Regions from separate parts of the Homo sapiens genome. Here region 1 is linked to region 2. Evidence: chromatin contacts called from ENCODE Hi-C or POLR2A ChIA-PET data. All regions are on one chromosome and are shown on one strand. The core of a region is the stretch at or near the end of the contact, and the rest is flanking DNA. Distances in the headings are between cores, read along the strand shown.

The links. A loop is a pair of places that touch in the nucleus more often than their neighbours do. ChIA-PET counts read pairs that join two places held with the same protein, here RNA polymerase II (POLR2A). Pooled maps may share reads with other maps.
Region 1: a pooled map shows a loop between it and region 2 (5-fold over the local background). The contact joins the promoter of FABP3 here to the enhancer-like site in region 2. A Hi-C loop is called at or near these places in 6 of 50 pooled maps. POLR2A ChIA-PET finds 5 or more read pairs at or near these places in 7 of 52 experiments (H1, HEK293, WTC11 and 2 more).

What each region holds. Positions count from the first base shown.
Region 1 is chr1:31,371,085-31,374,867 of GRCh38, forward strand. It overlaps FABP3 (fatty acid binding protein 3), which reads right to left and starts at 1,992. Exons shown (of 4, transcript NM_004102.5): 1 at 1,858-1,992. The coding sequence starts at 1,930. It overlaps LOC124903892 (a long non-coding RNA gene), which reads left to right and starts at 3,215. Exons shown (of 2, transcript XR_007065573.1): 1 at 3,215-3,303. RefSeq lists a silencer at 2,178-2,472.
Region 2 is chr1:31,179,291-31,183,472 of GRCh38, forward strand. It overlaps NKAIN1 (sodium/potassium transporting ATPase interacting 1), which reads right to left. Exons shown (of 7, transcript NM_024522.3): 5 at 3,240-3,300; 6 at 2,570-2,651; 7 at 455-2,422. The coding sequence ends at 2,413. Among named protein-coding and RNA genes, the nearest start is that of NKAIN1, 59 kb to the right of the region's middle. RefSeq lists a silencer at 2,324-2,573. Within about 2 kb of position 2,486, at least 2 of the 41 ENCODE cell types and tissues checked have a DNase peak (open chromatin) inside an H3K27ac peak, as active enhancers do.

The DNA.
Region 1 (3,783 bases), core at 742-3,241, 190 kb after region 2:
CATACTCAATCCAGGCCAGCAGTTGTGCCTGTGGTCACTGGTACTAGACGGGACCTCTTTGCCCCTTGAGAGCCCTAGGTCTACAGCAGGAGGGGCAGGGGCTGCCTCTGCTGTTATGCTGTCAGCCCACCCTTGCTTGGCCAGTGAGGAACTTGGCATTGCCCCTTGGTATCAGGATGAGTCAGGCCAATCACACTCCCTTGCACAGAGCAGGACCTTGTCACGGCACTGGGAGCTCTGTTCACTTAGGATCTACCCAGAGGTATGGAGTGTTTGAAAAGGAAACCACTGCGGGATGAGTGAGGGTCTGAACCAAGAGAAACTAAGAATATTGAGCTGACAGAATTTAGGAGACTCAGGGAGATCTGGGTTCTACTTAGAAATGAAGCCAGCACTACTTACTGAGAGCTGAGGAGGGTATTTTCCCAGGCTTTCCATTCCTACGATGAGAATGCTGGCTGCCTTAACATAAGCTGCTGAAAGATAACAGGACTTCAGGGAGACCAGCCCGCTGACCCAACTCGGGGCAGAATAAGGGAACAAGAATGGTAAAGTTGTTGCAGCTCAATTCAAGACTCAGCTCTGGCCCAGCTTTGGAAGGAGGAACTAAATCTGGGCATTCCAACTTCCCAATAGCTGCTGGGCTGTGTTCGTGGGGGCTGGGGGCTGCTCCTCTAAGAATGACTGCCTGCCTAGAATTACTGGGCATAGCGCCCAAGATAGGGTAGAGGCCGTTGAGAGCTTTGACCTCTCCATCTAAGCCCAAAGCAGTAGAAGAAGGGCTGAGGTCAATCATTAGCTAAGCAGTTTCTACTTTTCTTCCCACTCGCAGGGCCTGTAGGGTAGTGGGAAGAGCTCTGGGTTACAGATCTAGAAACCTTAGATTTTCATATTGGCTCTGCTGTGGAATTGTTATAATACATTTCTACTCTCCTGGTTTCAGTTTCCCTGTTGAACTAGATGGTATGGGAATCTCCAAGTTCCTCACCTGTGAGATTCTTTGAATCCTGATTCTTCTCCATCCCAACACCACAGCAGTTCTCCACATCCTCCTAAACCAGTGATCCTCCCTCCCAGGTCTTGACCTTGCCTTGGGACCCTCTACTGCACATCAGAAGTCCAATGGCTTTCTCTGCCTACCCCTCGCACAGATAGGTGAGCCTTGGGTTGCAGGAAAGGCCCAGCTGATCATGGGCCTCTTGCCCCACCCTACCACGAGGCTCACAGACAGTGATGAAGGCCTGGATACATAGACTGCAGGACAAGGTCAGACTGGCTGGTGAGAAAGGGCATTCTCCAGCAAGAATTCTCTTCCCTAACCAAGCAGAGATGGGGATTGCTGCTTACTGCAGGTTCCTGTCTTACGTCCTTCTCATATCTGATTCACTGATCCACAGTTTTTTCCCCACTAATCTTTTTCCTCCTAGGTATTTCCTACTTGTTTACATCATTGTACACTCCCTGGCTGCCCCATTCCCTTTCTGGGTTCAGTCTCCTCCAATTTCTAAACTACCCATGCCCCTGTTCTTTTTCTCCCCTGGCTACACTCCCTTTCCTGTGATCAGTGTTCTTTATCCAAACCCTCCTCCTACCTCCAAATCACATATCCCTCTTCCTGGAAAGAGCCTCCCACACAGCTGCCTCCTTCCACCACCTCCCTACCGTGGTCTCTAACCAGATTTGGACCACCAAAGCCCCCTCTGAACAGGCCCCACCTGCTCTAGGCCAGGCTGCCATCTCCGCGCTCCCCTATTCCCCAGTCTTAACCAGGAGGGATGCGGCAGGAGTGCTGCGTGGGGCTAGGCACGCCACCAGCCAGTCCCCAAGCCAACATCCTGAGCCCCGCGGCTTGCTCACCGAGTGACTTCATGTAGTCATCGAAATTCTTGCTGTCCACTAGCTTCCAGGTGCCCAGGAAAGCGTCCACCATAGTGATGCTGGGCTAGGCTGAGAGAAGCTACAAGAGAGCAGGCGTGCAAGGGCTCCGACGGCGGCTCCCTGCCCGGGCTGCCGCTTTAAATAGCCCTCGCATCACATGAGGAGACGTGGCCCACGCCCCCGGCTCCCGAAATAGGAAGCCCCAGGCTAGGGCTCACCCAGGAGGGGCTGGTGCGCCCATCCCCCAACCCACCGAGGTGGGTGGGGACCAGCCAGTGGCGCCCTGCTAGCCTGCGTCAGCGCCAGTGCCTGGCCCCCGAGTCCCTACCCCAGGCTGGTAGGACCTTCTCCCTTTCCTGGCCTCTAGGCACTCTGGAATCTGAGAAGGAAGCAGCCAACACCAGCCCGAGAGCTAGGGCGCATGCCATGGTGGATATCTTCCCGTCCCCCAGTCCCTCTTTGAGCTTAGCGTCAGAGCAGAGATGAGACTAGAAAAGCAAAACGCCCTTGGGCTGGTGCCCACGCCGGGGAAAGCTCTGGTTGACTTCTGGCACGGGCATCTGTCCTCGTTTTACAAGTGAGGAGTCCGAGGCTCACAGGGGAACTGACAAGGTCTCAAGAAATAGGAGGGGGTGAATGGAGCTCAGATTGCAAGCTTAGTCTAGCGGGCTTCAGAGCTCGCGCTCTCCCTTCACTCTCACTGCCTGGTGGCGGAGACAGTCACCAGCGGCTCGGTCTGCGGCTGAGCTGACCTTGTCCTCTGCCTGTTTTGAGCAAAAGCCTGACCCTTCGCGCCCCGCCCGCCTCACACGTGCTTGCCCCTCCCTGCGGAATGTCTCCTGCTGGCCCTCCTCCGTCCCCACCCCACCCCACCATCTAGCTCCCCACCCGCCCCTGCAAGTGCTCTGGGCTTTTCCGGTTTCTTCGCACAGCTCCGAGCTTTAGCTCAGGTCGTTCCCAGCTCCCCTCCTGCAGAAATTCTGCCAATTCGGTCAGCTCTTCAAGGCCCATGGCTGCCTTCCCCACCTGCCGCCCTTTCTTTGGCCTGTGCACACTAGCAAGCCGCCTGCACTTTTGGGTAATTTGCTGCCTCCTTTCGAGAGCCTGTTGTGCGGTGGTTTGTCACTGTATAGTTTACTAAGCACTTTCAGTAAAAATAAGACCTGCCTTGTCTTGCTATTTATTGCATGCTGAGGGCTTTGGGTGTATTGTTTCATTGAACTTTTTATTTTATTATTATTTTTTAGAGACAAAGTCTCTCGCTGTGTCTCCCAGGCTGGAGTACTGTGACGCCATCATAGCTCACTGCAGCCTCAAACTCCGGGGCTCAGGGGATCCTCCTACCTTAGCCTCCCCAGCAGCTGGGACTATAGGCACACGCCACCACACCTGGCCTCATTGGACTTTTAAAGCAAAATCCATGAAGTAGGTGTTACTGTATTATTTTCTCTTTTTAAAAAGGTGAACAAGTTGAAGCTCTGAGGAGCTCACTCATTAATTCAGCAGTTAATAAAGCACCTACTTTGTGCCAGGCCCTGCTTTGGAGAGAGACAACAGGGAACAAGACACACATTCACCTCTGGGCAGCCAGACATAAAACTAGCGTGGTGCCTCTAAAGGGAGTCCTGTCCTGTCCTGACCTGAGGGCCCAATGTAGACTTCTCAAAGGAAGTGAGGTATAAATGAATTTCTGAGGGATGGCAGGAGGCCCTGCACACCAAGGAGTAGTGCCGAACTGAATTTCAGCCAGCAGCAGCCTGTCCAGGGTGGGCCTGCAGGAGCCAACACAGGAGCCCAGAGGCCTGCCACGTGCGTAGAGTATGGCAGGCCCTCCTTCCTGGGACTCTGTTTCTCCATGTGCAAACCCTGCCTCCCTTCCCTGGACTGTTCTGAGAACAAGGCCAG
Region 2 (4,182 bases), core at 1,236-3,735:
GATGAGTATAGAGAGGGAGAGTGAGTTGCCTAAAGCTACACACCCAGTCAGAGTTACAGGCCAGTGCCCCAGGATTTGTTTCTTTTTTATTGTTTTGAGATGGAGTCTTGCTCTATCACCCAGGCTGGGGTAGAGTGGCGCCATCTGAGCTCACTCCACCTCTGCATCCCAAGTTCAAGTGATTCTCCTTCCTCAGCCTCCCGGCCCTGCCTAATTTTTGTATTTTTAGTAGAGACAGGGTTTCATCATGTTGGCCAGGCTGGTCTCAAACTCCTGACCTCGCGTGATCTGCCCACCTCAGCCTTCAAAAGTGTTGGGATTACAGGCATGAGCCACCGTGCCTGGCCACCCCAGGAATATTTGATAACATCAACATCAAATCATTCCTGCCTGCCCTCATGCAGGGACTTCTCACTTAGAAAGTTCTATAGACCCAATGGGCAGGACAGGAAGATAGAGAAGAAAACACCATCTTTAATCAACCCGCCTGCACAGAAACCAGGAGAGCACTCCCCTCCTTGCAAGGTCCCAGTGAAAAGAGAACCTGGTCCCCTTGCAAAAACCATCTTATAAAAACAAAAGGCTTCAAAGCACCAGTGGCTACACCCGTTGAGTAGAAAGGGGCTTGGGGGAGAGTTGGGGTGAGAGAGGTGAGGGCTGGAGGCAGGGCTGGCCCAGTGAAGGGCAGTAGCTTAGCCTGAGGGAGCTGCCCCCCTCTCAAGCTGTACCCACCAGCTGGGAGCTCCATGCCTGTGGGGGCCAGAGGAACTCCTGGGCCTGGCTGCTTGCATTTGGGATGGTGGGGTGGGGTTGCCAGCCTTGCTCAGGATATTTTGGCCTTAGAGAGTAGGGAATGATAGATTGGAGGGTAGTGGGAGAGGAGCGGAATGGTCACCACAGACAGGCTCAGGTGTGCAAACCATCTGCACCATCTGGGTGCCCCCCAGTTCCTCCATGTCTCCTGCCCTCCTTTCTAACCCAGGGCCATGCCTCTTTCACAGATGAAATGCTGAGACCTGATCCTCTCTCTATGGACGCACCAGGCAGTGCGTGGGATGCAGCGTCCTCAGGAGTGTCTGTGGAGGGAGGTGGGGAAAGTGTTCTCACCTCTACTTGCCCCCAAGGAAGGGTGAGGGTGCTGGCAATCCCGACTCCCCGACTACTCACACCCCCATCTGCCCCTTCAGAACTCCTTCTGGGCTTGTTAGAGGAGGCTTCTGGCCATTGGATTGGTTGTAAATGCTGGTGATCTGTAAACACTGGAGTCTGGGCAGCGCTGACCAGCATTGCTCCTCTCTGAAACCACAAGCCTTCCAACTGGTGAGGTGGATGGAGCCGTCAGGGGTGAGTGGAGTTGTGGAGGTGATGGGGATACAGTAGAACCAGCCTCAGGGACCTGGAAGGGGGTGGAGTGACTGAGTTGGGGCCCCACTTTCCTGGAGGAGAGAGCTTGAAAGATTTGCCAAGGGTGGACAGAGGCTGAGTGTAGGAAGGCTTCTCTGTGGGTGGGGCTGAATTTGGGGCTTCATCCATCCAGTTCCCAATAAGAGAACGAATGGGTATATTGCTTTAAGAGAGGCATTGGCAAGTGGTGGTGGTGGTGTGTGAATATGGTGGAGACCACATAGGTCCAAGATGGAGGGGGGCTTGGAAATGGAACTCAGAGAGCAGACACTGGGTTTTACAGTCAGAAACTGCAGAAAGTACACTGTGTTCAAGGCCCACTTCCACCAAAAATCTAGCTGTGTGGCCTCAAGCAAATCACATCTCTGGGCCTCAGTTTTAATGTACTGCAAAATGAGAATTTTAATCCCAGTCTAGCTCAGGGAATTGAGTTAAATGAGAAGTCTAAAAGAGTCCATTTGCTAAGGGATTAATTACTTGAGGTGCGGAAACCGAGGCTCAGAGAGGGCAAGGGCTTTGCTAGACGTCACAGTCAGTGATGGACCTGCGATTAGAACCCAGGAATCCTGCTCCTAGTTCACAGTAGCTTTCCCCAGAGCTGGTGAGTGAGTGTGGTGGGATGGGATGGGTCTGATGTCCTGCTGTTTTTGGACAGGGGGGCAGGATGCTGGGTGAAGAGTGAAAGGGAGAGGCTGGAGAAGAGAGGAAGGCCCCAGCTCACGCCAAGGCTGAGATTAAAAACAAACAAACAAAAAACAAAAAACCCGTGGTGCCCCTCCCCCGCCCCGCCCCACTCCTCCGAAGTCCGGGCTGCGAAGAGCCAAGCTCAAATCCAAGTCCAAGTCCAAGTCCACGTCCAAGTCCGCATCTCCAGATGCAGACGCGGGGTTGGGCACAGGCTGCAGTGAGCGCGCGGGCCACCAGGGGGACACGCCTGCGCCTTGGCCCGAGCTCGCGGCAGCTGCGGTCAGCCCAGGGCGAGGCGCCGGGGTGGGCGCGGGGCAGAGGCTACCCCGACCTGCGGGAAACAAAGGCAGGTTAGGGAGAGTGGATCCCAAAAGTATGGGGGCGGAGAGACCCGGTTGCCCTGCCCACTCCTCCATCCCCTCCTTTTCGCAACCCCGACGCCCAGGCCTCCCCAAGCCAGCAGGGGGCCGTGACCCACGTGTACAGAGGCTGCAGCTGTAAATGCGACGTCTTCTGGGGCGCCTGGTATCCGTAGGAGTCAAAGCCGCCGATGAAGTCAACTGCGGAAGAGGGGCGGCGCATGTTAGGGATCGGCGGCGGGGGCGAGGAGAGGGAGACTGGGTCCTGAAGGGGAAGAATCTGAGGGCAGGACTCCCACCCTAGGAAGCGGAGCCAGAGAAGCCATGAGGAGGGGAGGGGCGAGGGTCAGACCCCGTGCAGGGCCTGGGGCGGGGCTTCGGCTGGACCCTGAGGGATGGGCCTCTGGGGGTCTGGAGGCGGCGAGGCCGGGCCAGCTGAGGGTCAGGCCCCAGTCCTTAAGGCTTGGGCCTGGGAGGCCGGGCAGTCCTATGGGAGAGAAGGCTCTCAGGGGCGGGGCTAGAGCCTCTAAACGGGACAAGACCTCTGATGGGGTGGGGCGAGATTGGGGAAAGGGGGTGCTGGGGCCAGGGACTGGGCACCTGGACGTCTGGACCCCAGCCTGGAACGGGCTGGTATGCAGAGCCTTCCATACCAGCCGCCTCTTCCCCTCGAAAGGGGCCCGTGGCCGACCCTGGGCTCCCTCCCGCCGGGGCCAGTCACAGGCCTCTGTCCAGGGTGCTGAAGGCGCAGGGCCAGATTCCCCACTTCCCCAGGGGCGCCTTACTCACAGCTGTCCTCCTCCTCCAGGAACACTTTGCTCACGTAGCAGGCGAACACGAAGCCGAACAGCTGGGAGTGGAGATGACACGTCAGGGAGGAAGGAGGAGTGGGAACCTCTTCCTCCGCCCCCTGCCGGGCCCTGTACGCTCTGACTGGCAAGGGAGGAGGCATGCCAGGATGAAGGCAAACCGTAACAACTTCCAATTAAATGTTTTCACCTTAAAGTCAAACATACATGGTCTAACTCTTCTGAAAGTGTAACTTGAGACAAGTAATCATTTTACCTCTTTGAGCCTCAGTTTTCCCACTTGGACTTGGGCAATACCTTATGGCTTGTTAAGAAGAAAGAGGATTATGTGACTTTGTGGGTACAAAGTGCCTAGGACAGGGCTGGCCCTTCTAGAAACAGGAACTACTCCTATCTTGGAGTTTCTTTCTTTCTTTTTTTTTTCTTCCCTTCCCTTCCCTTCCTTTCCTTCTTTCTTTCAGACAGGGTCTCACTCTGTCACCCAGGCTGTAGTGCAGTGCTGCAATCATGGCTCACTTCAGCTTCAACCTCCTGGGCTCAAGTGATCCTCCTGCCTCAACCTCTCAAGTAGCTGGGTCCACAGGCATGAGGCATCACGCCCACTGGGGTCACTTTCTTATTCTCACAACTCTGAGGCTGGTATTGTCATTCTTTTTTGTGAATAAGGAAACAAGCTCCGAGAAGGCAGGTGACTTGTCCAAAGTCACATAGTGGGTGTATTGAGCACTTAAACCCAGGATTGATTCATAGTCTGATGCCTCATCCTACTCACTAAACCTGTTCACTCTGCACAGGGGCTGGGGCAGCGGTGAGGGAAGACGGTACAGGATATGGAAACAGATCCAGACAAAAGGACAGACAGGCGGAAGACCTAGGTTCATTCCCTCTTTTTTTTTTTTTTTTTTTTTTTTTTTTTTTTATGG